4 separate regions of the Mus musculus genome follow, and all the other regions are linked to region 1. Evidence: chromatin loops called from intact Hi-C (ENCODE). Cell type or tissue: heart. All regions are shown on one strand.

Region 1 (8,000 bases):
TTTCCTCCCCCCTATTTTTCTCTCTGCTCCCTCCCACTCATCTGTCTTCCCATCTACATGGTGACATCACTCCTGTGACATCCAAGAGCTCCCTCCCCTTCTCCTCCAATAAACTTGCCTTAAACTTTAGTTTGGCTTGAATTGACTCATTACACTGGTGGAGCTAACTTCACAGGGGCAACATGAGGCAGTCTAAGGCATCTCATGACAGGAAGTAAACACAATTAATAAAAAGCACAACAGCATAGTGTTTTGTTTTGTTTTTTCCCCATAACCCTACTTAATCTCCCCAAAGTGGCCTTTTCGGACTTTAAACGATCGATGGCTACAGTATGGAAAACTTCTTTTTTACTCAGGACTTGTCAAGTCCCGCTAATGGCACTTCTGGAGGTACAATGGCTCTTCAGTGACCCACAACTAGAACTCTTAGAAACAAAGTGTGGGCTGTGAACCTTTCCTAGCTTTAAACATGGGGGTTTCTGACAACAGATGCACACTTCTGTGCAGAGAGTTCAAGATCCTTTGGTCCAGTAAGCACCCTGGGAAGCAACCTGGGGTGCTGCTGCCCCTGAGGGTGCTGGGGTCTGGACACTGGTCACTTGCGCAAGGCTGTTGGATATGCTATGTTTGGGGGAAAGCACGTCTGTCCATGTTGTTTTGGGGGAGCCACCTCGCAGGGTGTGGTGTTGTTGGGTAACACCAGATGAACATTGTAGGTTTAGTAGGACTGGTGCTTTCCTGTTCTTATTCACCCTTGTTTTTTTCTTTCTCCCCATCTAGGGTATGTGAGCCCTTCTGCATCATCTGCATCCCAGCTTTCACGGTCAGCAGGGGTCCAGATTTGGTCTCCAGCTTCCATTTAGCCAGAAGTGGCTGAAGGAGTTCAGAGCAGAGAGAGAAAGTAGACTGAACATGACCAGCAGCTGGATGTGGCTTGGGCTATCTTCAGTAGAAGGGAGAGTAGCTGAGCATAAAGACTAGGGGAAACATGGTGATAATCAGGAGAGAAGGCACGGTTGTGAGGAGCGTGAGTAGCCATGGGGAGGAAGTGTGAGGAAGCTGGTGGGGGCTGGGAAATGTATAACTAAGGGAGCCTGGAGGCTAGCATGGACCTCTATGTACTGGTAGATGACATGAATGTATGCTAATTGGAGAGCCAGATGTCCATTTTGCCAGAAGTAAGGGAAATGACGCCTCTGGCAGGCAGAAGTGGCTTTAAAAGTTCCGGAGGGATGCTGGCTTTTATCCAGTTGCCAGAAACCCTCTTCTAGTCTAACTTGAGCTTGTTTCTGGTTTACAAGGCCTTTTGGAGTTTGGGGAGTTGACAATTGCTTTCAAGTTTCATTCTGACTCCATTTTTAAATTCTTTTATTTAAGAGACTACGCCTATGAAAAGGCACTGTATCTCCCAGTGACAAAACCCACACAAACTCCTTAGCCATTAGGTAAATGCAAATGAAAGGCACAAGGAGACATTAGTTCACACTTGCTAAGATGGAGATAATAAAATGCAGATGACGTTGTGTTGGAAAGGATATGGAAACTGGAACCCTCTGGTGCTGCTCAGAGGAATGTGAAATGGGGTAGCCATATTGGAAAGCCTTTGCCAACTTGATCCTGCTAGACAGGTTAGCCTAGGGAGAGCCCTTCATCCCCAAAACAGGACATAAAGAACAATAGATGGTGGTGATTGCTTCCGCTAACCAGTTTAGTTCAAACTGGATCAGTTCAAATTTAAATCAGGGACTTCCTTCCGTAGGTCTAAAAGAAACTGGACAAAAGGCTAAGTGTGGTGCCTATTAGCATTACCAAATACCAAAGCACAAACTGGCCTCCAGGTTCTCAGGATCTCAAATGATCTGTTACAGAGTCCTTGCCGTCGTGCAGGCTGGCTCCTGGCTCTTTTCACCCTGATCCCTACCCTAAACTCTTTCCTATAGAACCCTGACATTTCCCCTGTGCCTTTTGGTGTTCTCTCTCTCTCTTTCTCCTTTGCCCATACTCTCTTGTATTCCTTTCTTGCTCTCCCTGTGTCTTAGAGTCTATTGCTATGATAAAACACCATGACCAAAGCAACTTGGCTCACAACCCTCTTATAACCCTCTGCAATTCCAGTTCTAGGGGATTCTTATGCCCATGCAGGGAAAACATACACATAAATCTCAAAACAAACAAGCAGGAAAGAAATGTCACTGGAAGTTTTTGTGTATCTTTTTTAATTATGACAATGATGATATTTATATAAAAGATCTTATACAAAACCACTTTCACACCTCCTGAGCCAGGAATGTATTTATAATAACTAGGTTGGAGAATTACTAAAAAGAAGGCCCTACTTTTCTTTAGTCTCAAACCAACTGCAGTTTCAGAGTTATCAGGGAAATTAGAGCCCTTTCTTTGGCTTCTTAGTCTCATTAATAAAACAAGATAAAAAAAAAAAAAAAAGCCGGGCGTGGTGGCGCACGCCTTTAATCCCAGCACTCGGGAGGCAGAGGCAGGCGGATTTCTGAGTTTGAGGTCAGCCTGGTCTACAAAGTGAGCTCCAGGACAGCCAGGGCTATACAGAGAAACCCTGTCTCGAAAAAACAAAAAAACAAAACAAACAAACAAAAAAAAAGGCCTGATATTGCATGTCTTTAATCCCAACACTTGGCTAGCCTGGTCTACATAGTGGAACTCTGTATGAAAATAAATAAATAGAATGTTTTTAATTAGAGTTTAAGAAAAAAAAAAAAAAAGACAGCAACAGTACAGACAAGCTGTAAGTCTCAGCAGCTTCCAGAAGAAGGAAGATGGAAAAGAGAAAGAAAAGAAAGCCAGGCCTTTTGAGTTACATGTGGAGGTTAGACACAGAACCAAAGCTGGGGAGAAGTGGGGGCAGGGGACTGGACTGCTCCTGAGGGAAAAAAAAAAAAAAAGCCCAGAACATCATGGGAAATATGCCCAGGCTTTGGCAAGTATCTGGGAAAAGAAAGAAAGAAAGGAAGGAAGGAAGGAAGGAAGGAAGGAAGGAAGGAAGAAAGAGAGAGAGGTGTAAAAAACGAGGACATGACAGCTCCAAAGAGATGGTTAAAAAAGAAGGCTTTCATTGTAGATTTGACGAACAGTACAGCAGAGGCACTGTAAAGAGTCCGAGCAGGAAGAGAAAGCAGTAAACATGAAAAAAGGGTAGGTTGTGAGTGAATGTGGGTGCTGAGAACTAAACCACGGTCCTCTGGAATTGCAGCAAGTATTCTCAACCACTGAGCCATCTTTCAACCCCTTGTTTTGTTTTAGTTGAACTGTTAACTCGGCATTTTTCTTTTTTCTTGTATCAGCTCTTGCCCCTGGGTTCCTGCTCTGCTGGAGTCTTGTCCTGACTTCCTTTGCTGATGGCCTGTGATATGGAAGCCAAGTTGCTTTGGTCATGGTGTTTTGCCCATATTGTCTGTGCACTATTGCATGCCTGGTACCCAAAGAGGTCAGAAGAGGCCCTGGAACTGGAGTTATAGACCACTGAGAACTGCCACACGGGTGCTGGGAACCGAACCCAGGTCCTCTGGAAGAGAAGCTGAAGCTCTTTAGCCACTGAGAGACATCTCTCCAGTCCTGCTTGTTGTTTAGGAGACAGGAATTCCTGTATCCCAGGCTTGCTTCAAACTCCCTCTGAAGGTGATTATGACCTTGAACTTCTGGTCCTCCTGCCTCTCCCTTGCAAGTGCTGGGATTATTGATCCCAGGACTTCATGCATGTGAGCCAAGTATTTTATCAGTTGAGCTGCAGCCCAGTCCATCCAATGAGTTTCAATAAATAAAATATATAATATCCATGCAATACAATTAAATTCAACCAAAAAGGGGGGGGGGATGAAGTACTGAAATTTGCTGCAAAGTAAAAATATTGTACAATATTATAGAAACCTATTGTAAAGGTCATATATGATTACATTTATATTACATGTAGAAAATAAACTGGGTGTGGTGGGACATACCTTTAATCCCAGGACTCAGGAGGCAGAAGCGGCTGTGAATTCAAGGCTAGACTGTTCTACGTAGTGATATCCTATTTCAAAAAGCCCAGATAGCAAACCTTTACAGACGTAAAGCCTGAAAAGTGTTGGCTAAAGTTGGAAGGATTGGGAGTCATAACTAAAAGCAACCTTTTCACGAGTGGTGAAAATGTTCTTAAACTAATGGTTGCCCCATTGTGAATATACTAAAAGCCACTAAAGGAATAGTTCCAATGGCTGAATTATACAACATGTGTCACAGGACAATCATACAAGCCAGGGATTGTTCAGCACACCCTGCTATGATATTTGGAACAGCTGAGCGATGGCCAAGCTTCAGAAACATCTAGGCTCACTGGGTTTCAAGCTACTTCCATTTCCTAGTTTACCGGTTTACTCCTTTAACAATCACATTCGGCTCTCTCCCCGGAAAAGTGGTGACTTTTCAAAATATATACATATGGCTAAGAATGAATTTGTGTGTTGCATAGCCGACGTTCGATAAGCTCTATCGTGCAGGTAGGTATACAAAGGCACGCATACAAACACACACCGTGCCTTTCAGAAGATTCTGGACGAACCAGTCTCAGTGCCCCTTGTCCTTCAGGATTCTCTCTAGGATAGGAGGAACCGCAGAGCAGCTCGCAAAACCAGTGGACAAAAGTCCCGCCCCTACGAACCAGATTTGAGAAAACTATGAGATGGGGACCCAATGATTGAGTCTTTAGGTAATTGTGGGTCCCAATACCAGATCAGCTCGGAACACAGCGAGCCGCACAGCCCTCGGACAAGTCCAGAGAACAATGCATCCAGCCCGGCCCACAGCGACCGAGCCGCGCCCAGGCGGTAGCCAGCCTGCTGGGAAATGTAGTTTCTGAAGCACAGCTCGCGCAACCGCCCGCCACCCCGGAGCTCTGCAAAACTACAAATCCCGTCACGCCCCGCGACGCCCTCTCGCCAGCTTTTGCCGGAAGGGATCGTGGCTGACATGGCGGAGGACCTGCAGGGCGGCGGTGCGGGTGGCCCACAGCACCCAGTCCCCAGTGCGAGCCACAGCAGCTTTCCGGAATACGAGCTTCCCGAGTTGCACACGCGCGTGTTCCATGTGGGCTCCTTTGGGGAGCTATGGCGTGGCCGGCTAGGGGCCCAGGATTTGTCGCTGAGCGAACCGCAGGCAGCCGAGCAGCCGACCGACGGAGGGGCATCCAACGACGGCTTTGAGGATGCTGCAGTAGCCAGCGATCTGGGCTGCAGTCTGGAGGCAGCAGCAGAGCTGAGGGTCGTGTGCGGGTGAGTGTGCGGCTTCGGGGTTTTGCGTGGATCCCGCAGGGCTCAGCCTCGTCCCTGCGCTTCTCGGAGACCCTTAACCTTCGTCCCCCTAAACCCTTTCCGGAAGGCCGGAAGAGATCCTTGGGTCCAAAAGCACTTTCCTGAGGGGTGGATCCAGTAACGGGACACTACAAATGCACGAAAGACTTCTATTCTTGATCTTTAAAGTGCTTGTTGAAGTAACAGCGGTATATATCTGTCATTGATATTTGGACAATGGAAGTACCTGAGGATGGAGGAGACTTAAACAGAGCCGGGTTGAAACCTTTATTAACCGTGGTTTCTAGCGGTCCTCATGAAAATGTTATTACTAAAATTTCCCTAAAAGTTTCTTACCTGGAAATAGAAATACAAAAACTAACTTGTAGCGGTCCTTCTCCTTTTGACAGTACTGGCTGTCCTCAAATGAACATACACCCTTTTCGGTATAACACTGGCACAAAAACCATTGTCTTGAATTCTGGCCTCTTTTGAGCTGCCTGCTGGATTTCATAAGACTTAATTATTCAATGATGTATTTAGGACAAGCTCTGACCCGCTGTTGAAAAATGCATGGCTGATCATAAATCGTTGCTTTTCCTTTCTCCCTTTCCCAACCTCCCTTTCTCTAAGCCTTGATAAACTGAGATGCCTCGGGGAAGATGAAGACCCGGAAGTCATCCCAGAGAACACTGACCTAGTGACTTTATGGTATGAGTTTTGTTTTGTTATATGCTATTTGTTTTGGTGCTGGAGATGAAACACGACCTACCACTAAACTACAGTTAGTCTTTCTGCTGTTTATCTGAACACTCTGAATGTTTTACTCCACCACTTAAAATTCAACCATTAGTTTGGTGTCCTGGCTTTTGGCTGTAATCCCAGCCCTCGGGAGGCTGAGTCAAAACTGATGTAAGTTAGAGGTTAGCCTTAGCTACCTAGTGAGTTCAATGATAATTGATGACTGGTTGTTGTTGTGGTGGTGGTTGTTGTTGTTTTAAACATTTGGACATCCTTTCTTTGGCTCTGTGGCTCTGTGGCTCTGTGGCTCTGTGGCTCTGTGGCTATGGGATACAGTTGTGTGTGTTTCCCCAGGCTCTTCCATTCAGTAAATCACAGATACTGTGCTAATTTACCCATCAGTTACGTAGCTCCAAAAGAAGTACCATTCTGTAATTTGGGATTAGGGTGATATTTTTTTTTTTTTAAGATTTATTTAATGTATATGCGTACACTGTCACTGTCTTCAGACACACCAGAAGAGGGCATCAGATCCCATTACAGATGGCTGTGAGCCGCTATGTGGTTGCTGGAAATTGAACTCAGGACCTCTGGAAGAGCAGTCAGTGCTCTTAACCACTGAGCCATCTCTACAGCCCCAGGGTGATATTCTTACATCTAAAGAAAAACATTAAGAACACAAAATCCCTAATATCCACTACATATTTGAATTTGCATTGATTTTTTAATGTAGACTTTATCTACTTAGATTTGTAATGCAAGCTTAAATACTCAGATAGTGTGTCCCAAAATACCGGTGATAAGGAAGGAATTGGTGACCTACACCTTTAATCCCAGGGAGGCAGGAACAGGCCGATCTCTGAATTTGAGGCCAGCCTGGTCTACATAGATCTCTGAGTTCCAGGCCAGGCAGGGCTATATGATGTCTGAAAAAAAGAAACAAGCACCGTTATTTTGCTTCTTAATTTTTAATCTTCAATGGAGCCATTTTATTTGTAAAATACTATAAAAATCAATTCCTAATCCTGGGGCGGTGGCTAAGCACTCAGGAAGGCTGAGCTAAACCCATCGCCATGAAGTCAAGGCCAGACTAAGTTCCCGGCCAGCTTGAATTAAATGTGAGATCCTGTCTCAAATATAATAAAATAATAATAATCCCTTCTTAAATGTAATAATAACAATAAATTACTAAAGAGGAAAAATTAAACCAGAATGCTAACATAATAAGTCCAATTTTTATTGCAAAATTTAGACATAAAAATGCTGTCAACTTGTAAAAGTTTCTAAATGCCTACTTTCATTTTGCAGATTGCTTATCACTTATTACAGATCCATTTTAGCCTGCTTACTTAACACATTTTGAGCACTGTTACTCAATGATGTATAATATTAGAAATTTATTACTTCTGGTTTGTAGCCCACTAATTTAAACAGCCTCAACTGTGTTCTGTCATTCCTGAGTCCTTTTGTTATTCCCATCAAATATTTGTAGGGAGGAGGTGTGTTTGTATATGTTTGTGTTTGTATATATTTCTGTGTATTTATGTATTCATGTTTTGACTGTGTGTTTATGTATGTATTTGTGTATTCATGTTTTGTTTGTGTGTGTATGTGTTCAGGTTTTTGTATATTTGTGTGTGTGTTGACAAAAGAGTATTCTTTAGCTAGGGTTGGAAAGCTATTGTATTTAAAACTTAAGAAATGAATCCTAATAACCTTGTAAAATGTTGGACGTTTTGCAAAAGTCTAAATCTAGCCCTACGTTTGTCTTCCCTAAAACTCTTTCATTCAGTAACTTAAAATAAAAATAAAAATCTAGCCAGGGCATTTGATGGTTCATGTGTGTAATCCCAGTATTTGAGAGACTTAGGAATGAGGACTGCCAGAAAGTCCGGGCAGGCTAACCTGATTTACACGAATGGGTTCCAGGCTCTCTATATAAAAAGAAACAAAAGGTCCCTT
Region 2 (8,000 bases), 110 kb after region 1:
GCTACACAGAGAAACCCTGTCTCAAAAAACAAACAAACAAAAAAATCACTAGCTACTACCAAAACAAATGGTAAAGATATATTGCATTTGTAGGAGTTACGTATCAGTGGCTGGGAAAAAAATACTCGGCTAAGGGAAGCTTATGAAAGGAGATTACTTGGCAATATGTGGTAGGCATGGTGGAAGGAGTTCACATCCTCAACTGCAAGTGCAAAGCAGATTGGAAGGGCAGGCTTGAAGCACTCAAAGCCCTCCCACAGTGGGGCACTTCCTTCAGCAAGGCCTCACCTTCTAAGCATCCCCAAACAGTGCTATCACCTGAGGACCAAGTGCGTATGAAACCCTAGAGAGGACATGTCTCAGTTAAGACGCCACAGCACTGTTCAAAGAGTGGAATAAGTCATGTGTGGAGACACAGGCCTTTAATCTTAACCACAGCACTCAGCAGGCAGAGGCAGGTGTAGCTCTGTGAGTTCGAGGCCAGCCTGGGCTACATAGTGAGTCAGGACAGCCAGGGCTCCATAGAGAGATCCTGTCTCAAAACAACATGAAAAAATAAAAAAGGAAAGAAAATTGGAGTAAATGTGGAGTTGCTTAGCATATAGCTAGGCACATTGCATATGGTTTATAATGTTACCTATATTTAAAACCTTCATATTAAACTGTGTGTGTTAAGACTTCATCTAAGCCTATGCGTACATCTCTTCATGGCTATCCCCAGTTGCATGTTTTCTATTGCCAGTATGAATGAGAAGGAAGCTCTACTGTAGACCTGGAGGAAGCATTGCTGGAAAGGCAACATTTATTGCTGGAAGCTGATAAATGGCCTTTGATTGACACAGGAGAAGTTTGAGTGTTATCCTGTAAGCAACGTGGTGACAGCCAGAATTAATCAAGACAGCTACACAGTCAAGAGCTATGCTTCATAAAGGAAATTTCTGTTAGAGCATATGGAGGGAACAAAGAGCCAGAGCCACCCAGAGCAACAATTATGCCAAAGCTTTTCCTTTCTAAGACCTGATACCAAACACCATCCTAACGAAGCACCTGGTGCCCGAGGTTACAGAGGGGTCACGGGGAGTGAACGGGGCTTAGCCCTGGGGCTCACACAGGGAAATCTGCTTGACAGGGCAGAACCATGCATGTGCCTCTAGGCCTCCTTTTGATTTTTTCCCTATTTTTCCATCCTTAAATCTTATAGTTGTCAATTTAAAAATGCCCTGAGTGTTAATTGCTAAGTGCACAGGACAAGGGAATGAATGACTGATTACAAGTGTTTGGGTAGGAAGAAACAGGCACCAGACCCAGCTTTCAGCAGCAGGCACAGAGAGAAGACAGAAGGCAGAGAGGAAGACAGAATTTTTGAATGTAGGATCTGAGATCTTGAAGAAAAAGAAAAAAAGATAATTCTGTATGTCTTTTTTTTTTCCTGTTTGTTTTTTTGTTTTTGCCTGAGAGTTTAAGCTTTATGAACAGGCAGAGGAGTAGTTTGGGCAATTCATGATAAACTGAGAAAGTTAAGTTTTAGATATTTTGATGTCAATACTACCAGCTAAGAATGGCATTGTGGCACAAGCCTGTAAGCCAGGCACTGGGATGCTAAGGCACGATGATCACCAGGCCAGCTCGGGCTGTGTAGCAAGACCCTGCCTAAAACAGGGACAGAAACAAACCTCAGGACCACCACTATTACCACAGCACAACACTGTGGGGCAGTAAAGCAGAACTGTTGAAATAAGAACTAAAAATTCAAACTCAGATATAAACAATCAAAGTTCAGGATCTTAGCATTCACTTCCACAGGGCCAAATAAGCTTGTCAGGTACCAAGTGAAGGCTGAGGGCACTTTACTGGCAGTAAGATGGTGAGAGGCGAGAAAGTATTTATTTATTTATTTATTTATTTATTTTTTGGTTTCTTGAGACAGGGTTTCTCTGCATAGCCCTGGCTGTCCTGGAACTCACTTTGTAGACCAGGCTGGCCTCGAACTCAGAAATCCGCCTGCCTCTGCCTCCCGAGTGCTGGGATTAAAGGCGTGTGCCACCACGCCGGGCCTGAGAAAGTATTTATTGATCCTCATAAATGTGGGAGAGAAATCTGAGGCGGCTCAGAAAACCAAGGGGTCTTGGATTTGGTGATGATGTCTTTATTGAGGTTGTAAGCTTCTTTGAGGGAGTGGTGGGGTTGGATCTACTTGTCTCTCCGATGGGCTGGGAGAAAGGAGGGGGCTGAGGTGACCAGGAAAGACAACCAGAAGTGGGTTAGAGAGCGTCTCACTATAGATAGCCTTTACCCAAACAGGGGACCAAGGAAAACGAACCTGTAACCACCAGGGAAAAAGAGAAACCCTCTAAGGACTCCGAGGTGATCGGATTTATTGTGTAATTACTATAATTTTCATTAGCCTTGTTGCTAATATGACCTGAAAGGCTCTCTGTGATCTGAGCTGAGCATATTTCTCTAGCAGATCTTTCATATTTTTCTCCCCTGCACCCAAAGTTTCTATTTTGTCAAAAGTCTCATGCTTTTTTTTTCCTGTCCCAATTCGTTGTTACTTTGGTGAATCTATTACTCTACTTTCTTACACTAGACTTTACATGCTCCACAAATCGCTTCCCTGTACTCAAGGTTGACGAGCAGATCTTTTCTCTGATCCCTGTGGCATTTGTACTTTATAGCTGGTATTTTTATTACCTAGCTCCATGCTGGGCACATGTGCTGTACTCTACGCATGCTAAAGACAGAGTAAATGAACTTTGTAAGGATTCATGTCAAGCAGCTTTTCTTTAAAAAGTGTACAATGTAATAGATCAGTTATGTTTGCAATGTAACACTCCCTTCTGTGATGTTCCTAAAACACGATGAGCTGATGTGTGTGTGTGGCCCATGATTTGTAACCCCAGTGTTCCGGAGGCTATGGCAGGGGATCCAGAATTTGGGGCCTGATTGGGCTACATAGGGAATTAAAAAACCCCACCCAGACAAAACCAAGAAAGCAAAACAACAACAAAATCACTTCCCTCCAAACAAAAATCTTTCAAATAACAAAACTAAGCCGTATACAATTTAAAAAAAAACTCTCATCTTCCAGGACTGTCAGGCCACACAGAGAAACCCATGGTGGTGGTGAATGTAATCTTATTTATTGTAATTCTCCATTTGATTCCTAAGTAGAGAGGGCTACTTTTGTTTCCTTCAGTTTGTTTTCGAAGCAGTTATCTCTTCTGGCTAAAGCCTTAAGAAGCAAGGAAAACCTTTTAAAAACCAAACAACTGACCTCAAACCAATTAAAGTTTCTCAGCAGTGCAAGAACCAAAGTTTTAATCTATTTGCTCTTAGGACTGTTAACTTTCCAGAGCGAGAGCAGGCGAGAACCCCAACACCTGGTTCAGGCTGATTACAACCAACCCCGGACAAGTTTAGCATAAAAGGCTCATTTTGTATGAACACTTGTGGAAAGAAGGTAGTGGCGGCAGGGATAAAAACCTTTCATCAAAATCCTGCCATTTCGCATTGTTCTTTAGGGAATAGGCTTTCAAAAGCCAAGGAACAAAAGAGGATTTGCTTTTCCAATCCTCTGAAGCGGCTACAGGGCGAACCAAAGCTCTTTATAAATTGTGGGCGAGGAGGGGGAGGGGCTGAAATCTAGCAGAGATGGAGCTCAAGGCGAGGCTCCAAGGCCTTATTTGCCAATGAATCCGGTTCTGCATTATTTGTAATCAAAGACGCTCAGCAGCATCAGAGCACCGACCTACATTCTATCCACCCAAGCCAAAATACAAAAGAAATCGATGGGAGGAGGAGACTGCAGGAGGAGGGCGCTGAGAGTCTGCCACCTGTGCCGAAGCCCAGGCACTCTCCCTGGGGACCCTGGCATCGGCCGCGGTCCTAGCGGGTTTCTCGGGCCGAGAGCCAGCTAAGAAGACGTTTACAGAGCAGGAACAGGCTGCTGCCCTTTTCCGAGGCTGGAAATGTGCACGCCACTCGGTTGCGGGAGTTCTGAAACAAGGAGAAGGCACAGCATGCCGGCGCTGGAGCGCGCATGGGGTGGAACGCGGCCCCGAGCCACCCGTGTGCTTTGCGCACGCGTACCCCACCCCTGGCGCATGCGCAATATACCCCGCCTGCCGCGGGAGCGCGCGCGGTTGCGGGCCGGCGCTTCTCTTCCAGCGCGAGCCCGCGTTCTCTGAGTACGCGCGTATCCTGGAGCTGGGGCTCGGGCGGCGGGCGGGACGCTGGGGACGCGGAGGCGAGGGGCGGGCCTGCCGGGGCGGGGCCAGGGAGGCGGAGAAAGTCGCGGCTGCCCAGAGCCTCGTCGCGTGTTCCGGGCCCCCGGAAGTGGCCGTTGTAAACTTCACCTCGTAGACTTTCTCCATCCTGGCCCTAGAGTCCATCGGCTTTCCCCAGTTGTCACTCTTTCTCCTGAGAGTTGCCTGACCTCCCACTCACCCCGAGACCTGAAGCTGCCTGGGGGTCGTGGGTGTGCAGGCTGGACCACGCGAGTCCGAGGTAACTGCGGGCTGTGGGTGCAATGGTGACTGGCGCCCGGGACCGGGAGGTGCTGAGAGGAGACTGGGCTTGCAGAGAGGACCCGGCTGAGGGCTGCTAGCTGGTGCTGACACGCCTCCAGCTCAGCCTCCAGCCTCCAGCCTCCAGCTCAATGGCCAGGGCTCTCCGCCCACCTTGAGGAAGCCGAGCATCTTCGCTGTACTCCGAGGACCGGTGGGGACTAGAGTCCTCGGAGCTCTTTGGGATCAGTACCCAAGGATCACTTTTTTTTTTTTCGTGTTTTACCTTCATTTTATTTAAATGCCTACCACACTTTAGGCACCCTACAAACGTTTGATAAGCAAAACAATGAGTTATGCAACTTCTGCCTACCACCCACCTTGGGACTTAGAAAAGTCAGCTGTGAGTTTAAAGCTGAATTTTGCGTACAAGCACACACCCCCCCCCCTTTGACTTTTTAATCATTTACGATATTCATATTAATCAAATACATAACTTAGAGACGATATCAAACAGCTTCTAAGATTTTGCACGTTGATGTTTTATACTTTTCCTAGTATTGGAGAAATGAAACTACCGTTTTGTTATTTGTATTTATCAGTGCTTAGTAACGACCAAACTGTGATAGAGCCGGAAATGCAATCCTTTCCAGTTAAAGGCAGAGGAATGCAGGCAGTGCAGCGGGATTCTAGGGAAAGTGAAGGCGGCTGTTTTAGCTTGGAGCTTGTGTGTAAATCCTGGCTCAGCCATTTATTAGCTGTGACAGGCAAATCACCTGTCGCCTGGACCTTAGGTTCTTTATGTCAAATAAGCAGAGTGGGCTTAGTCTTTCAGGCTCCGTTTACTTTTTGTTTGTTTGAGTTTCTTTGTCTTAGGCGTGTTTTATGGACAGAATCACACATCTCCTTCACCTCTCTTCTTTTTTCAGAGATGGGATGAAAGGTGGTTGAGACTGAACAAGAATCATGGGCACAAAAGTGTTCTGCTATTTGAGCTGCACTCAGCTCTGAAGTGCCCCCTTGCCAAATGAACCGTGTAACTGCTGATAGTCCCACACAGGTGTCACGACTAATGAATGCAAAGCTGCATAGACAAAAAAAAAAAAAAAAAAAAAGTGGATTTAGTGTTAGGGAATCAAGCCCTTTCCTCTCGATGAGTAAAGAAAAAAAAAAATAGCATTTGGTTAGACACCCAAACTGAGAAGGTAGTGGAAGTGCTGTGACACAGGTTGCATTCCTTTCATCTTTAAACAAGAGCGGAAAGGGTCGAGGGGCTGACTTAAATAGTTGATGAAACCTGATGCTTGTTGGTGAGTTGGTGTTCATCAGTTTAAAGGGGCGGGGGTGGGGTGGGGGTGGGCAGGAGAAGCTAGGCTGTGCGCCCAGAGAGGCATAGGCGGTTCCAGATAAGCATGTTTTCTTGGTACAGAATCATTAGAAGTCATCAAGATGTGAGTATGACTTTTAATTCTTGTAGTGAGTATCTTGGTACAAATCATTCAATCTCTGGGAAACCCAGTTTTCCCGTCTGTGAAATGGGCAAATAGTCTCTGGAGATTAAGGGATGGATGGTGGGATCAAGCATGCGTAGTTAGTTGCGTGTGTGGCACATAGTAAGTGTTCCATACTGGGCCCTGACTCTTCATCCAGCCCCTTTCTCTCTGAGCTGTGTGACTGAGAGGTGAGCATGCGGCGAAGGGACAGAAGAGGGCTTGAAGGGTAGGAAAACTCGTGCTAAGATGGCCAATGAGTCGGAAAAGGCTGGGGTGATGCACCCACTTTGCTTTTGCAAAATGTGGGGTAAAATTTGTTCTTTAAGGAAAGTTTTTTTTTTTCCTTTTTTTTCCTTTTTATTCAGTCTCAGTAGAGACTGTCAAAAATTGCCAATGCCGACTTTATTTCAAGTCATCATGGCAGGGTATTGGGAAAAGTTTTCAATTAGCAATAATTGCGCCTCGGATAAACCTCATGGACTACAATACAGCCAATTCGCAAAGCTAAGGAAAGTTTTCTTCAAGTGTGGTTTAATTATTTAATTATTTATTTATTTATTTTTTACCTTGCTTGAGTTGTCTGTCTTTTTTATGGTTCTGGGAAAAGAACTTGGATATTTCCCTATTCAGGGACTTGTATTATCCCTAACTGCTTCTTCTCTTCTCTTCTCTTCTCTTCTCTTCTCTTCTCTTCTTCTCTCTTCTTTTTTTTCTTCCTCTTTTTCTTTCACTTTATTTCTAAATGATTATTCTTCCTTTCTTTCATATTCATTTTTATTCTGTGTACATGAGTGTTTTGCCTACATGTATGTCTGTACACCATGTGTATGCAGTGCAGTACCCTCATAGGCCAGAAGAGGGCTTTTGATCTCTGGAACTGGATTTACAGCTAGATGGTTGTAAGCTGCCATGTGGGTGCTGGGAATTAAACAGGTTTCTCTGGAAGCAGCCAGTACCTCTTAATGGCTGAACCATCTCTCCAGCCTCCTCTTTTTTTTAAAAAAATATAATTTTACTTATTATGTGTGAGTGTATGTACATATATGGTGGTGAGCAAGCCTCTGCTACTGAGTGCATATGTAGATCAGATGTCAGCTTTGTGGAGTTGGGTTCTAGGGCTAGAACACACATCAGTAGGCTTGCATAGCAATCACCTTTATCTGATGAGCTGTCCTGTAAGCCCTCTACTTGGTTATTCTTAAAAAGAAAACCTGTTTTATCATTATTATTAATTATTTGTTATCATTAAAGTTATGGGTATGTTTGTGTTATTGTGTATGTGAGAGTGTAAGGTCCTCTAGAGCTGAAGTTACAGGCAGTTGTGAACTGCCATGGATGCTGGAAGTCAAACTTGCATCCGAGAATGAGAACTTCATTTATTCAATGTAACTACACTGTAGCTGTCCTCAGACACTCCAGAAGAGGGAGTCAGATCTCATTATGGGTGGTTGTGAGCCACCATGTGGTTGCTGGGATTTGAACTCAGGACCTTTGGAAGAGCAGTCAGTGCTCTTATCTGCTGAGCCATCTCGCCATCCCTGAACTTCATGCTCTTAACTGAGATGTCTCTCCAGCCCTTGGCTATTCTTCACCCATCTTCCATAATTTGTTACATCCTTTTGAGGCCTTTTGCTTCCTTCACCTTGAAGTTTAATACTTTGTCACACGATGTATTTTTTCTTTTTAACTGCGTTTGCATGTACATTTGTGTGGAGTATGTGTGTGGAGTATGTGCATGTTCCCTGGGGCTTAGCCCAGAGGCTGGAGTGTCAGGTGGTTGTGCGCTATGCTGTGCTTGCTGGAACCTGACCTGGAGTCCTTTGTAAGAACAGCCTGTGCTCTTAACCATTGAGCCATCCTTCCAGAACCCATTTCCCCTGTTCTTTATTTCTCCTTTGGGCACTTTGTCCCATTAGCTTTTATGCTCCCCTCAATTTAATTTTCATGACTCAAATGAGGTTTTTTTTAAATTTCTAGTTCTTTCTAATTCTTGTCACTG
Region 3 (8,000 bases), 93 kb before region 1:
TGACCCCCAGGCAGACTGGTTACTTGGGTAACTACTCATCATTTACTAAGCCGTGAGCTCTTCTAGGACACTAACTAGCTCCTTCAATGAGTCCCAGTCTCATTCTAAAACAATTGTGGCAATCAGTTGTACTAAAATGTCATCGGGCTGATCAGAGTCACACGCCAGTCATCCCAATACTGAGAAGGCAGAGGCAGTATGTGGGAGTTTGAGGCCAGCCTAGTCTATAAAGTCAAGTTCCTACCCAGTCACAATACATAGCAAGACTCCATCTGTAAAAAAAACATCCCGAACAGGCCATAAAAATCATCCTAAGCCATTTCTTCACATGATTCAGTGTTTTGTAAGGTTTTTGTTTTCATTATCACTTCCTTAAGTCGCTCTTTTAGATGCTTTCCTATTTGCACCTGCCCATAAAATTTTAATAACATGTATGTATTGTGTAAGAGAATATAAATGGCTTAATTTTCCTACTCAATAATGAGTTCAAAATAACTAAAACTGTAAATGTTAAATCCAAATTTTACAGCTATTAGTAACTTAATAACTGTATTTACTGAATGACTTTCAATTTGAAATGCAATTCATATATATGTGTGTGTAATTGTGTACACAAATTGTTCATTTCTATTAAATCACCAATGTACATAAAAATAAAATAATTCTAAAAAAAAAATGAAATGTGTACTGGCTGGTTTTATGTGTCAACTTGACACAGGCTGGGGTTATCACAGAGAAAGGAGCTTCAGTTGAGGAAATGCCTCCATGAGATCCAACTGTAAGGCATTTTCTCAATTAGTGATCAAGGGGGAAAGGCCCCTTGTGGGTGGGACCATCTCTGGGCTGGTAGTCTTGGTTCTATAAGAGAGCAGGCTGAGCAAGCCAGGGGAAGCAAGCCTGTAAGTAACATCCCTCCATGGCCTCTGCCTCAACTCCTGCTTTCTGACCTGCTTGAGTTCCAGTCCTGACTTCCTTGGTGATGAACAGCAGTGTGGAAGTGTAAGCTGAATAAACCCTTTCCTCCCCACCTTGCTTCTTGGTCATGATGTTTGTGCAGGAATAGAAACCCTGACTAAGACAAAATGCAACCATACTTCTCTTTACAGAATCTAAACAGTTATTTTAAATAAATTTATTTTTATTTAATGAGCATTGACTGGTGTTTTCTCTGCATGTATATCTGTATGAGGCTGTTGGATCCCCTGGAACTGAAAGTTACAGACACTTGTGAGCTGCCATATGGGTGCTGAAAAATTGAACGTGGGTCCTCCGGAAGAGCAGCCAGTGCTCTTAATCACAGAGTCATCTCTCCAGCCCCCTCTTAAGTCATTTAAAAAGCTGAGCAATGGTGGCGCACGCCTTTAATCCCAGCACTTGGGAGGCAGAGGCAGGAAGATCTCTGAGTCCGAGGCCAGCCTGGTCTACAGAGTGAGTTCCAGGCCAGCCAGGGCTACACAGAGAAACCCTGTCTCAAAAAACCAAGAAAGAAAGAAAGAAAGAAAGAAAGAAAGAAAGAAAGAAAGAAAGAGGGAGGAAGGAAGAGTCAATCATTTAAAAATCTGTTTAAAAACCAAAATCCACCCAAGAGATACTATAAGTTTCCCCACCACTATCATTTCTGTGGGTACTTAGGAAGAAAAGTATTCTCATAGTATTAGTCATGACCTCAAAAAAGATCTCCCTCCCCACCTACCCTCCCACCCCACCCCCAAAAAACCCCTAACACTAGAACATTTAAGATGTTCCTAGCCCTAACTCCTCAGGACCAGGAACCTGACTAAGCCCTCAGGGGCTGAGGGACTTAGCAGTCAGTTGTGGATGAGGCTCCTTCTGTCAGGATCTCCCAGTCAGCACTAGCTTGGCACCTAAGATCAGAGGTTTGCCATTTTAACGTCTGAATGGCCAGCCGTAAATTAACCCCACACACATACCCAAAAGTGAGGCAACGAGATTAGAACCTTCTCAGCTACAATGCTTCGGTCCCTTTTCACCTCTCAAAAGCATCAAACAATGGCCAGGAAGAAAGCAAAGTGCCCTGGAGGGTGTGAAAGCCTGGGATAAGCTCCCTCCGGTCTACTCACACACCTGGTGAACCTGACAGTCTTCCACACTCACGGTGGAGCTCAGTTTTGGTTTGTTTGTTCTTGGTTTGGTTTGGTTTTGTTTTTTCTTTCTTCCTCCCCTAACACCTCCCCCCCCCCCCCCAGACAGGGTTTCTCTGGGTAACAGAGCCCTAGCTGTCCTGGAACAGGATCTATATATACCAGGCTGACCTTGAACTCAAGAGATTCGCCTGTCTCTGCCTTCTGGGTGCTGGGATTGAAGAGGCATGTGCCACCACTGCCTAGTGAGGTAGAGTTCTTTAATCCACTTACAATTAGGAATATTTTACAAGTACTTCAAGCATACCTACAACACCCTACTGTACACCTGCTCGTTCACCCTAAATGGGTCCACACATGACTTCTCTCCCTGGCACTCTGGGAGACCTAGACATCCAAAGCTGTACCTTCTCTCTCTAAGGTAGCAAACTTAAGCAAAGAGTACTTAAGCACTCAGTAGAGAGTGGATAAACGTATGCCCACATACTTGTCCACCATGAGGGTAAAACATAGATTTGGCAGGAACAAAAAGTCCCTTTGTGCCTTGTCCATCATTGGGAGCTTATCAGTAATAAGGCAAAAACTGAGGTCTGATGGAGGCATATCTTTTCTGCAGTCATGCAGTCACTCAACAAACATGTATTCAAGTCTTTGTGCCAGGCTGTCTGCTGCTCTGATACCTAACTTCGACATGAGCTCTTGAGTTTGTTTTATTGGCAGTTGACAGAGTAACCTTCATCTCAATATGCCAAGACAATCCCATTTAACATCTACTGTTATGGCTTGCATTTCTTCAACAGTGAGCCAGAGTCAGAAATACCACTCTATAGTTAGGAGCTACTCTGGGTCTTGATTGTTTTTTTTTTTTTTTCTTTATTACGGAAGAAAAAAAAATATCCATGCTAGTCGATTTTTCTATGTGTCTAGACCTGGTTAGCCTTGAATTTGTGATTCTCCTGACTCAGCCATCTGAGTGCTGAGATTACAGACCAGGCTCAGGATTGTTCTTTCATTTTCAATACAAATAGATTAAATGGTTATGGACAGGGAAGCAGCTGGAGACAAGCCTGGGATAAGCTATTGAGACTGTACAACAGCCTCCATCATGCCAAGACTGTGGCTATTTAATGTATACACAAGAGGGAACGTTAGAAACTCTTGAGGAAGTAGTAGATGGTCAAAGTACCGTAGTAGTGTGTTACCTGGATTACGAATGTAAAATTTAAAAGCGCAGGCAACAGGCCATGCCAAAAGACTGCCTAAAGCTATAAATAAAAGTTGTCACAGAAGAAAATAGTAACAAATATTCTATCTCATTGTTTGCCTTGTGTGTCCTTAGAAGGTCCAGCAACACATCCATGCCCCCTGGGCAAGCGCTAATTCCCTGGTGTGTGGTCTTGGGCCCACACCGCAAGGCTGGTCCTCAGAAAGCTCTGGTTCGCCGCCTTAACTGTCTGTAGCATAAAGATTGATCCTTGGGGTTTTGATCGGTTCTTAATGTCAACATTTAAAGCACAGTATTTACTCGTTACCAGGATCTTCTGGCAGTAAAGACCGAATCCTAACTCACTCGCCTCCTCCACATCACCCATCTATTGCATCATTGGAAATCAAGGCTTTCTCAGGCCGCGACTTGTAAAATTCAAGTCAGGTAAAATGGCAGCAGAGGCGGCGGCAGGAGCCTGACCCTCAACTTGAGAGCAGAGCGCGCGCTCCCAGCAGCAGCTGAAGGAAGCGCTGAAATCAACAGGTCGGGCGCCCCCGCCCGGGAGCGTTCAGACCCCGGCGCCGCGCGAGGACCCGGTAGGTCACTTCGGTAGCCTAGAGAGGCGAGGCCGCCGGCGATTCTGGACAAGGGACCTTTCCCGGCCGCGGGGCTCAGGCTCCGGCCCTCGGTCCCGGGGTGACTAGACAGCCGTACCCCACCCGCCCGGCGGACACCTCGCGGAACTTCCACAGAAAGCGACACAGAAGTCGAGTCCAGAACGGTTCCGCAAAAGCCCATAGGGTCCAAGGAGGCTCAGGCTGGCCCGGGCTGCTCTGCCTGGCCCCGTGGGACGCTCCTCGGCGTGAAGGACAGCCCTGCCCACCCTCCGTGCCAGCGGAGGCTCCGCATCCCTCCCACGCCCGCCGGTGCCCGCCGGTGCCCGGACCAGCCCGCTCTGCCTGTCCTCGCACCTCGTCCGCGTCCAATTCCACTCGGCTGCCCACGAGCGCCATGTTCCCCTCCGCGGCGGCCGCACACCCACAGGGAACTCAGAACCGACTCTTTTCTGGCTCTGGGTTCAGCCCAGCACGGGTGGAGGAGGAACCAGGCGGCCCCGAGCGACCGGACCGAGCTGTCCCCGCCCCCGGCGCCGCGGTATCCACTGCGCACCCAGTACCCCAGCGGATGCCAGGCTAATGCCCCGCCCCCTCGCCGGATAGCCCCGCCCCGGCACGCGGCCTCCTTAGAGAGCAGCCAACCAGGTTCCGTGGGGAGGAGTCACCCACAGAGTCAGCGGGTGCTCGGGAAAAGGACCTCTGGGGTACTGGCCTCCCTAGAGGATTGGCAGGAGCCTGGCGCCGTGACTGGAGCGCGCAGAGCTGACAACCCAAGGTCGTGGCTGCGCTCCCTCTGTGGCTAGTGGTCCACCTGGTCCTTGGTCTGGAACCAGAGCGTTTACTTCGCCCAGAGGACAGAGCATCTGACAGATGCAGCTAGAGGACAGCTATGGGTCACTGGTCACCTAGAGGCATCTGACACATCACATGCCCAAGTCGCTGTGTCAAGAACATCCTCTCCAAGAGATAGGAGCTCTGTTTTGCCTCTGTGTTTGCGAAGTAACGGCTTCGGTGTAACTCAGAGCCCTGTACATCTCCCAGCACGGTCCAGGTTTTTATTGCTACACCATCTCTCACTCAGCCTTCTGTAAATCCAAATAGACATAATTTGTGCTTCAATTATCCATGAGGATAAGGATGCTGTCTTTTTCTATGCTATATCCCTAGAACCTAGAACAATGTTTTTTGACTGTATTTAGAAATTGATTCCTGTTTCTGACTTGCAAAATAACTGAGCTATCCAACTGGGAAAAAAAAAGTTAAAACTATAAATATTTAGGGTTGAGAGTCAGTTTTATTTTAAACTCCCCTAACGGTGTAATTTGGTAACAAATGTTACAAGACACCCCACTCATATAGAGCATCCCAAAAATGTCCTATCCCTGTTCTGTGGTGTCCCCAGACACCAAACTTCTATCGTTGCTATCACCCCATCTCTCCCCACTTTGTTGTATGCAGTCATTTACATACTCAGTATCTATCTGATTTATGAAATACGGCTTATCGGTCTGTAAACATAAAAACAGGAAACTAATTGTAATTGAGAACTAATCGTGTACTAGGACTATGCTGGGGCCCTTGTATGTTTTGTCTCACTTATTCTCATAGGAAGAGGGACACTGTTTAGTAAGAGTTTAAGTCACTTTCCTAGGGTCAGGCTGCTAAGTAAAACAGTGATGCCAGAATCAGAAACGCAGTCTGGCGGCAGCACCTGGCTAATAGCCGGTCTCTCTGTGACTACAGCCAACCTTCTTTTCTCCCTGTGGATTTCAGGAGACTAGCTGAGAGGAGGCCTATTAACACACATTTCCCAGGAGTCACCATGGCATCCTTGATACCAGCTTCATGATGTTATTGTCTCCAAGTGTCTTTGACACAGCAGCAGTTAAGACCAATGAAGGTAAAAACTCCTCCTGGTCAAGAGAATACTAGATATTAATCTGGTTGGAGAATTGACATTTTTGTAAGGCATGTCAATCATCTGGCTAAGACACTGCCCCTTAGAAGGCGGGTTCTTCTGTAGCCACGTTAAAAAGGTAAGTGGAATGCTTCTTTCTTTAATGAGATAATGCACTGTACATACACACAGTCTCTTACAGAGCAGCCGGCATGCAGTTTCCTGAGTCTGCCCGCTTTTCCGAGTTACTCAGAAAAGCTAAACTTTTCCTTTTCTTCTCTTTTCTAAGCCTATGGTCTCTAAGCATAGCTCCTCCCCATCGTGGGTCTCACCTCCATGATGAGTTGGTTTTTGGTTTTTGTTCGTTTTGGGTTTTTTTTTTTCCTTCTCCTTTTGCCTCCTCTGAGAAGAACCTGAGATTTTCAGTTCACCTGCCTTGGAGTTTTATTTCTTCTAAACTCTCAGAAAATTGTCCTCTAGCTTCCAATTGAGTCCACTCTTAAATTATTTTATCGATGAAACTAAGAACCCCCAAGAGGAGACCTTGATTTTCTCAGTATTGGTTAGCTACTATGAAGGGATGCCCAAAAATTCTAGTAACACCTTTGTAACCATTTTGTAACCAGACTGGGAGGGAGGGTGATTGTCTACAAAGACAAATAAACAAGCATGTGTGCCCCTCTAATTGTCTCTCAGACTATCAAAACAAAGGATCTCAAAAACTCAGAACTCCCTTCAGGATTCTCATCCTGGAAGGAGAGAGAGCCTGAGGCAGGAGTTCTCATTCTGTGGTAGAATGACCTTTTCACAGAGGTTGCCCAGACCATCAGAAAATACGGATATTTACATTACAATTCATAACAGTAGCAAAATTACAGTTATAAAGTAGCAACAAAAATAATTTTATGGTTGGGGGGTCACCACAACATAAGGTGTTAAAGAGTCAGAGCAATGGAAGATTGAAAATCACTGGCCTAAAGCAGGAGCCAGCCAGAAGGGAAACTTTTCTCAGAAAGAGATTTACAACTTGTCAGACCATTTTACAAAAACAAGGATGGGGTGTCCAGATTCACAGACCTCTGGTGCTCTACTGAAACCTTAACTACATTTCAGGCTCTTCCTCTCAAAGATGGCCCTGGGGCAAGGGGAGTTGGGAGGACTGTTACTCTGGATCTCTTTGTCCCTCTTCTCAATGTGGCCACATTGAATGAATCTCCTTTTTCTGCTCCTCACCATTAATTTGGTTTAGGAAATATGGGTGATTGAACTTGGCCTGCTGGGATACAGGTCATGACTGGGGCTGTAACAGTTCCTAAATATAACAGGAAAAGAATGGGTTTGGTTGAGGTGACAGCCACTAGTTAAGCACCTTGCTGGCTGGAAATGTAGCTCAGCTAAGAAAAGGCTCCAGTAACATGGAGGACGGATGGCCTGGGCGTATCCCAGTACTGCTGAGACCTAGTGTGGTGACACACACCTTTTATCTGAACTCTGAAGATACAAGAGGGTCAGAAGTTTAAGGTCATCTTCCACTATATATCAAGTTAGAGGCCACTCTGGGGACTACATGGATTCTTGACTCAAAAGGAAATTATTACATTGTACTCTTAGAATGGGTCAATTTTATCGTTACACACACACACATATATATATATAATACATTATATATATACATATAGTATACATATATACATATTGTTAAATATACACATATATATGAGGCTGGTATTAGAAGTACATTCTTTTTTAAAGATTTGTTTATTTATTTATTTATTTATTTATTTATTTATTATTACAGTGCACTTAACCACTGAGCCATCTCTCTAGCCCTAGAAGTATATTTTTAAGTTGCTTAGAAACAGACATGTGGGCTAGAAAGGACTTAGGTGTCATTTAGTGCCTATGAACCACCATAATACCAATGAAAATTTCTGTCACCTTCTCAGCCACCCCACCCTACCTCTACCTCTGGCTTCTGCTTCACTTTCGGAGAGCTCGATTTCCTGTCTGGACCAGCCTCTGCACTATTACTCACGCCTGATGCTCCCTTTTAAAGGTCATTGCTTCCTGTGTGAACAGTTTGTTTTGATGGGAAATTATCTTATTGGTGACTTCCTCTCCCATTTGCTTGTTATCTTCATATCACATTGCTTTCCAGTGTTCAAGAGACATCAAAA
Region 4 (8,000 bases), 70 kb after region 1:
AATATGTCTAACACAGGATCAACCCATTTTACAGTTTATTGTAATAGAGCCCGTTTCCCTCCCGGCCCCCAGATCAGCTCCATTGAAAATGACCATTTATACTAATTTATGTTCTGCCATGTGACTGGTTTCCTCTGCTCTGGTACCATGTGTCTGTCTGTCTCCCATCTTCCCAGTGCTCTATCCCAGTCTTCTTTCTGCCTCCATATGTCCCACCCTCTAGTCTACCCTTTCCCATAGGCCTTAGAGATTTTAATTGACAGGTGATATATCCATACACAACACAGAAGATAATTCTCTCTACAACTCATAATCTCAAACAAGATCTAAAAAGCAAGGTTTTTTTTCCCCCAGAATTCATTTGGTGTCAAAACTGGTCCTGACATCAAGACCCTTTTCTTTTACGTAACTGTAACATTTTGATCATTGTTTTTCTGGAGAAGTACAAAGGTTATCACTGCCTGCTACTCAAAATCATCCCAGACGCAATACCTACTGTGATTAGCTTCCCTTCCTAAAATCTGCAGTTACTTCATTCTTAAAACAAATTTGACTGACGACAAACATTTCCTATATGGAGTGTGGAGCTGGTGTGCAATCCTGCAGGAGAGCTGTTCAAACAGTAAGCGCAATGAGAGGCAAGGGCAGGGCTCAGGGGTTAGGAGCGCTTGCAACTCTTCCAAAGCATCTGAGTTCAGTTCTCAAGCCCCGTATGCTCACCTAACTCAGGCTCCTGGAGTAGGCGCGGGGGGGGGGGGGGGGGAGATCACCTCTAGTACTCACATGCATGTGGTACACACACACACAGATGCAAACATACACAGAGGAGAAAATAAGGAACATAAAGGCAAGCAGGATCCAAAACTGAAGGCATTAATTCCCAGTGTTTAAAGAACATTGAAAGGAAGTATTAGGTGTTGTTAATTAACAATTCTATTTCAATTTGTACAAGTTAAAAATAAATGATGGGATATGAGATGTCACCCTTACAGTTGAGACCTTAAATATTTAAATACTCTTAAATTCTCTACAGCAAAGATTAAGAATATCTAAGAATGAAAAAACATGTAAATCTTTTGGGGGGACAGGGTTGGAGGAGTTTCTCTGTGTAGCCCTGGAACTCACTCTGTAATTCTTAAAGTATGTAAAAACCAAATTCAGCTGCTTCTAAGAAAAAGAAAACAAGGGAAAAAAGACAAAAATGTCCTATCCCAATCCAGATGAACTAATCACAAGTAGAACTTGTCACTGGAGAGACGGCTTAGTGGTTAAGAGGACCCTGGTTCAGTTTGGTACCACACAGCAGCTCCTGACAGTTTTTTTCATAGTCTCAAGTTATGGAAGTGGTGTAGACACACATGCAGGCAAAACACCCAAAACACAGAACTTTAAAAAATTGTTAATTTTGAAGAAAAAAAGAGGAAAATGATTCTCCAAAGGCTATTTTCACTTTTACCAGCAACAACTCTTAGCCTGTAACATACTGCAAGAGGTAAGAAGACAATTTAAAAAAGATCTTATTTAATTAGATGTAGGTGTGTGTGCCTGCACATGGCTGTGTGCAGAGTGCAGGTGGTGACACTGCCCTGTCATCACAGACAGATCACTGTGGATGTGAGCTGCCTGAGATAAGTGCCGAATTAGGTCCACCGAGCAGCGAGTCCTCTTAACCACGGAGCCATTTCTCTAGCTGTCAAAGTCAGAAAAAAATTTAAAGTATTTACACCTGGCCTCTAACTACATTGGGGCATGGAACTTAGAATATGAGTATCAGATAACCATGATTTTTAACAGCTCAAAATCAGGATACCTAGAATCATCAAGTGTCTCTTGGGGGCCTTGAAACCTTCCCAAGCCTAGCGAGTCTTCTGTAAAGTTGAAAGGCAGTGTTTTCCAAGTGCATGACTATGTAAGAGCAGCAGGATAAAGAAATTCAGCTTTAGGTCACTGCCCTAAAGACGTTTGCAACATATGTAACGGTCAAAGCACACACACAGCAGTAATTTACAAGTTTTCCTATAGGAAAACAAGAACACCAATTATATAGACAAGGCTGAGGATTAAGGCTCTACCAAACAAGGTACCCCAGGAGGATGGGAAGTTAGGGAGCAGTCTAAGTCAGTACTCATACACAGCTGTCAGAACCCAACGATGGAATTCATTATTTTTAAGTAATACCTTTCAAAGATTAAATTAGTTACGTGCATAAAAAAAATAGCCAGGCAGTGGTAGTGTACGCCTTTAGTCCCAGCACTCCAGAAGCAGAGGCAGGTAGATCTCCGAGTTTGAAGCCAGCCTGGTCTACGAGTGAGTTCCAGAACAATCAGCGCTACACAGAGAAACTGTCTTGAAAATGAAAATAAAAAATAGGTTGTATGAAAAAATAATTACAATTTTAGAACATGAGTCTATTTTTGAGTTTATCTAATAACCTTCTTTAAGTCTTATCTATAGTATTCTGAACCTTGACACCATTATAAACTAACAAAAAAAACCTATTTTTTTTTTCCTGAAAATGGAGCTCGGCTGTTTAATGTAACATCTTGAGCCCTTAGGACTTCTCCAGTTAGGTTAATCCAGTGTCCGGTCTACTTCTCCCTTTGGCTATGGAGAACAAAAAATGGAAAACAACATCTTCAAGGTCATAAAGCCAAAGACTGTGAATCTAAAGATCCAAATGAGCCGCCAACTGCAAATCGGTACGAAGCAACCTAAACCACAGCTGACATGCAAGGGCTTGGAGTCTGCATTTTTCGTTGACGCTTTGTATTTTGTTCAAAATTCCAAATTTTAAGGAAATGTCATGATTTCAACTCACAAAAATCCTACTTGATGATTTCGCCTCAATGAAACGTTAATTGAATGTCATCCCCAAAAACTGCTATATAGAACACCTGTCAGAGACTCAAAAAGGGAAACCGCCGCGGATATGAAGGAAAACCTAGAATTTTACAATTGTACGTGAGTATACAGAAAAAAAAAAAAAGAAAGAAAGCTAAAATGAAAGGTTCCAAGTAACGGTAAAGAGAAAAGGAGAGGAAGGACTGAAAGGAAGCCGAGAAGAAACGATGGGAGGCAGGCCGCACCGCTACACCGGGGCTACAAATCACTTACTCGAGCTGGCCAATGAGGATAACCTTTCATCTTGGCGAAGATGAGGTCTCCAGGTTTGAAATCGCGAGTCATGTTTGAGGGGCGACGCCGGGAGTCCCAAGACCAGAAGGGGGAGCAGCGCAGCCGCGATCAGGAGATGCGAGAGCACAGACGCGAGCTGGGACTGGCGGGCCCGCGGGCGGGGGAGGATGCCTCGGGGTGTCCCGACGCGCCTGCGAGGGACAGCAGGGAGGGCGGTTAAAGCGCAAACCCCAGGGAGGGGCCGCGGGGAGGAGGGCAGGGGGAGGGGAGGCGGCGGAGGGGGAGGGGGAGCCGCCTGCGCGCCTCCTCGGACAGAGCGCGGCCTCGGCCCCGAGCAGCGCCGGGGCCTGCGGTCGCGGCCACCTGAGGCAGGGATGCTGCCCGCCACCCGGCCGCCGGCCTCCCACCCCGGCGCTCCCAGGGCTTTTCCCACGGGCCGCAGCCCACGAGGGAGGGGCGCGGCGGGGAGAGGAGGGAGGCTGCGAGCGCGGCCGCCCGCTTCCCATCCGCGCCGAGCGGGGGCGGGGCGGCTCTCACCTGCCGGGCGGCGGCGCTGGGGCTGCGGGGCGCGCTGGCCGCTCCTGCCCACGTCCACGCCGGCCACCTGCGCCACCAGCTGCCGCAGAGGCGTCTCAACGGCTCCGAGCTGCAACCGCCACCGCCACCGCCACCGCCGCCGATGTCGCTACGCCGCTCCCGCGCGGCTCCCGCTCGGCGCCCGCTAGCGCTGGGCCGTACCAAGTGCTCGCGCAGGCACGGGTGGCGCTACAGCCGCCGAGCGTCGTGGCTCGGGAGCTGAGGGCCTGAGTCCCCTAGAGCCCACAGGTGCCCCTGGTTGCGACCAATTGCAAGCAGATGCCGTGGGAGGGGAGGGAGAGGGGAGGCCCGGAGAGAGGCACGCGGGAGCTGTCCCTCTCCTCCACCCCCCCCACGGCTGGCACAGTGGTCGCGCCCGGCCCGCCCCTGCTGGCTGCTCTGCGTGTGTGTATTTGTATGTGTACTGTATGTAAAAGACGGGGAGGGAGGAAACGATTGTTGTGGACCCGGTTTGGGGGCGGGTATCCGGGCCTGTAGCCCACGGCTGCATGTTTAAGAGAATGTGGCAGCCCAAGGTGCTTGTTCTCGCATCCTTCTCCTTGGTGCGAGTACTGTAGTGCTCCTGCGCAGTTTACATCATCCCCAAAATGAAGAGCTGTGCAAAATCCCAGAGATGAAATTGGAATATGAAGCAGTTGCAGGGTGTGCACCTTGTAGGCCTCTTACACCTCGCAGAATGGGCTTTGCAGTCTCCTTTTCTTGGGACTGAAACATGAGAAAGCCCTATTTCATTTCCCTGATATTTCAACCGCGGAGAACCGTTAACGAAAACACAATCCCATTGAATGCAAAACGTCAAGGATATAAAACAATGACAGAGAAAGCGTAGTTAGCTTGTTAGTTAGGATGTGGATTTGGGCCCAATCTAAATTTTAGCCCTGCACTTAAAATTCTATTTCCCTAGAAAAGTGATATATATGGTGGTAGGTGATACAGGAGAGAAGAGTTACTAACACCTAAATATTTCATCATTTAAAATTCTCTTAAAGGGTATTTAAAGGTGAACTTATTTTTGATCCTTTAGCCAGTGGATGCTTTTAATATTTTGTAATACACCTTCTGAAATGGGTTGACTTTTACGATCTTTACTCTAGCAGAACTAATATTATTTATCCATTAACATCCAGGTTCCCAATAAGTAAGGATGTGGCAAATTAGAAGACATTAAAGTATTAAGAAAAAATAAGTCTTTTGTTTCATCCTTCATTGAATCTCTCCAAAATCCTGTTTAGAATAGAGCACTGTTTGGTGTTGAATATACAGCTAGGAACAAGATTAGGTATTTCCTATATCAAACAGGCTAAAAATATTAAAGATATTAAGAATATTAAAATGTGTAAGCAATAATACTGCTTTAAATAAAGACTCACAGCTGAGACTCAGGAAGAGCTTTGTTTGAATAGGCAAAAATTCAGGGCTTTATTTATAAAAGGAATATTGCATGTCTTTAAAAGGAAATCTGGCACCCCAATGTTAAATGCCTAGCAAGCAGGCCACTGTAGATGTGCATCGTGCAGAGGGCTCCGCATGGAGCTAAAAGAAAGAAAGGAAATTATTGGTGATATGTCTTCAAGCTTCTCACCGTGAATCTTAGGTTGTGTGCTTTGGGGGCTATCCAAGGTTGCATGGTAAGAAGGGGGATAAAACTGATTGCTTAAAACTGGATGCTTGGCGTTTCAGTGCAGATGTGAGCAGAGGGAGCCCTTTTTTTATGTGACTGTTGATTAAGAAGGGAAGAAAAAAAGGTGGAGGAGCACAACTAAGTAATTACAGAAATGGTCGTCAGCTAAATCATGGACCTGAAAGAACAGAAAGCTGTCTTAAAGGGAAGTCTCTAATCCCAAGTCACCCAGCTATCGTGTGTGTGTGTGTGTGTGTGTGTGTGTGTGTGTGTGTGTGTGTGTGTGTGTGTGTGTACACCTCCCCCTCCCATTGTCTCCAACTCCATAAGGCTTTGAAACTCCAGTTGTGGTCAGACTCCACATCATGGGCTTCACCTGAGGCCTTGTGAGCAGCTCAGCTCAGCCCCCCCCCCCCCCCCCCCCCCCCCCCCCGTCTACTAATCTACATTTTTAACAAGATATCCCACATTGGTTTTTTTTTGGGGGGGGGGGGGGACACTGCCTATGGAGATCAGGAGACAACACCTGGGTCTCTTTCTACCACGTGGGTCCCATGATTAAATTCAGGTCACCAGTAAAACTCAGGCTAGAATATGGAAATTAGAGGCCAACCTGTAGGCAAAGCTCTCTCTGAAAGAGAGAGACACATAAAGAATATCACAAGAAGATCTATAATTCTATTAGGAGATACCTTGTGTTAGTGCTAAATAGCCATGCCAACAACTAACAGAGATGGGTACTGTGAGTGGGGATAATTGGGAAATTAAAAAAAAAAAAATTTTTTTAAGGGAAGTGGAAATGCACTTGATGTATTAGTAGTGAACCAATGTGATACACTCTCTAGCTGCACATTTTGACAATGTCAGTTAGAAATTGTCTGAAACAACTGGAGACACCTTTTAAATCAAGGCAAAACAGGTGGTGATTTAAGCCCCCAGAGAACAAAGGGCCAGGATCCCTGAGAACAACAGTTCTGAATCTAAGTGGGGGGGGGGGGAGGGAGAAGGGGGGGAGGGAGAAGGGGGGGAGGGAGAAGGGGGGGAGGGAGAAGGGGGGGATGGAAGTGGCTGGGTGTGTTTAAGCCACTGGCAAAGCTTTGTTTCTCCCCCACAGGAGAAAGAATACACTTTCCAGAACTGTAACCAGCTAGCCAGAGAGAGACAGACCAATTTAAATGTGCTGAGACAAAACCCAAGCAAATTTCTTCCCATTCTACAGATGAGCAAGCAGCCTCCTAGACGTTAAGCAACTTGCCCAAGGACACTTGGAGTCAAGGCACCCGAGCCAGCTTGTCGCACTTCTGTTCTCTGCACTACACACACCCTTTTGTGATTTTTTACAAGCCCTCTAGGTTACACAGGAAGGTTGGAGGCTGCAGATGAATGAGAATGGCCTATAATTAGAAAAAGATGCTGGAAGTAGACGCAGCCTAGTTCTCTTATTCCAGCTTCAAATTCCCTCCCAATCTCTGGAGACCCACCCCATTCCCCAGCTGGTCCTCTCGACCAGCCCTTCTGTTTAACTCTTCATGGGCCTAAATGACTTGACCCAAAAAGCACACCTAAATGTCATCTACAAATGGCTTAATCTTTTTGTATTTATAATCTTCCTAGTCTTTAAACTACTTAGAACAAAAGTACAGGTGAGGAACTTAACATTTTTTTCCCAAGATGGAGTTACTGAGTGAATAGCAAGAATAGACAGATGATGAGCCCTGACAAAGTTCTAATTCTTTAGGGTCAGGGGCTGATTGCTCTTCCAGAGGTCAAGTCCCAGCAATCACTTGGTGGCTCACAACCATCTATAATCAGTTCTGATGTATCTGATGTTCTCTTCTGTCAGGCAGGCATACATGCAAATTGAGCACTCATATGTAAATAAATCTTAAAAACAGAAAAGAAAACAGACCACAGGACACATGAGGCTGCGGCCTAGGCTCCTCAGTAAGTCGAGGCCTCAGCGCTTCTCAACCTGTAGGTTGGGACCTGTACAGGGGTCACATATCAGATATGCTGCATAGAAGATATTTATGTTATGATTCTGAACAGCAGCTGGATTGCAGTTATGAAGTAGCAAAGAAAATAATTTTATGGTTGGGGGTCATCACAGAATGAGGAAGTGTATTAAAGGGTCACAACATTAGGAAGGTTGAGAACCACTGGGCGGAAGGGTCACAAGTTAGAGGGCAGCCTTTACTTAGCAGGCAAGAGACCTGGGATTCAATCCTAAGGGCAGGAAACAAGCAAACCAAAGTGAAGATATTCATATTTGATTTTATATTCTCATCATATACTTAAAGGTTGTCCTTTAAAAACACTTTTTTTCCCTCTACAAATCATTTAATAGAACTAAATATGGCTCAATTGTTAAAAGTTCTTGCTGCTCTCCCAGAGGACCTGAGTCCAGGCATACATACATACACATACATACATGCATACATACACATATATACATACATACATGCATGCACGCATACACATACATACACATGCATGCATTGCATGCATACATACACATACATGCATGCATACATACACATACATACACACATACATGCATGCATACATACACATCCATACATGCATACATACACATACATACATACTTCTTTAAAAATAAGATCTTCAAATATATGTGAGGGTCACA

The links. Hi-C counts contacts between places; a loop is a spot of excess contacts. Peaks named below come from ENCODE experiments on the same cell type or tissue, not always from the same donor. Only the 100,000 strongest peaks of a DNase experiment are listed, where the experiment ranks them.
Region 2: a loop joins it to region 1, with 4 times the contacts of the local background. A loop is called at or near these places in 9 of 42 quality-filtered maps.
Region 3: it touches region 1 in a loop (2.0-fold over the local background); 7 of 42 quality-filtered maps call a loop at or near these places.
Region 4: a loop joins it to region 1, with 5 times the contacts of the local background. A loop is called at or near these places in 2 of 42 quality-filtered maps.

Annotation. Positions count from the first base shown.
Region 1 is chr4:83,412,776-83,420,775 of GRCm38, forward strand. It overlaps Snapc3 (small nuclear RNA activating complex, polypeptide 3), which reads left to right and starts at 4,949. Exons shown (of 9, transcript NM_029949.4): 1 at 4,949-5,279; 2 at 5,931-6,008. The coding sequence starts at 4,978. In heart, a CTCF peak has its summit at 4,985; a DNase peak (open chromatin) is centred at 4,886; H3K4me3 peaks cover 2,470 bases; H3K27ac peaks cover 2,088 bases.
Region 2 is chr4:83,521,262-83,529,261 of GRCm38, forward strand. Ccdc171 (coiled-coil domain containing 171) reads left to right here and starts at 4,284. Exons shown (of 26, transcript NM_001355378.1): 1 at 4,284-4,509. It overlaps Gm25899 (a small nuclear RNA gene), which reads right to left and starts at 6,507; the gene lies at 6,367-6,507. In heart, a CTCF peak has its summit at 6,853 (motif pointing right); a DNase peak (open chromatin) is centred at 4,170; H3K4me3 peaks cover 2,357 bases; H3K27ac peaks cover 2,162 bases.
Region 3 is chr4:83,319,791-83,327,790 of GRCm38, forward strand. Ttc39b (tetratricopeptide repeat domain 39B) reads right to left here and starts at 4,399. Exons shown (of 20, transcript NM_027238.2): 1 at 4,281-4,399. The coding sequence starts at 4,322. Gm42306 (a long non-coding RNA gene) reads left to right here and starts at 2,980. Exons shown (of 3, transcript XR_881382.3): 1 at 2,980-4,977; 2 at 5,700-5,962. In heart, a CTCF peak has its summit at 3,871; DNase peaks (open chromatin) are centred at 3,901 and 4,521; H3K4me3 peaks cover 1,709 bases; H3K27ac peaks cover 1,376 bases; H3K27me3 peaks cover 835 bases.
Region 4 is chr4:83,482,603-83,490,602 of GRCm38, forward strand. Psip1 (PC4 and SFRS1 interacting protein 1) reads right to left here and starts at 3,861. Exons shown (of 16, transcript NM_133948.6): 1 at 3,673-3,861; 2 at 3,115-3,326. The coding sequence starts at 3,186. In heart, CTCF peaks have their summits at 3,205 (motif pointing right) and 4,110; DNase peaks (open chromatin) are centred at 3,279, 3,629, 3,729 and 4,099; H3K4me3 peaks cover 2,189 bases; H3K27ac peaks cover 1,668 bases.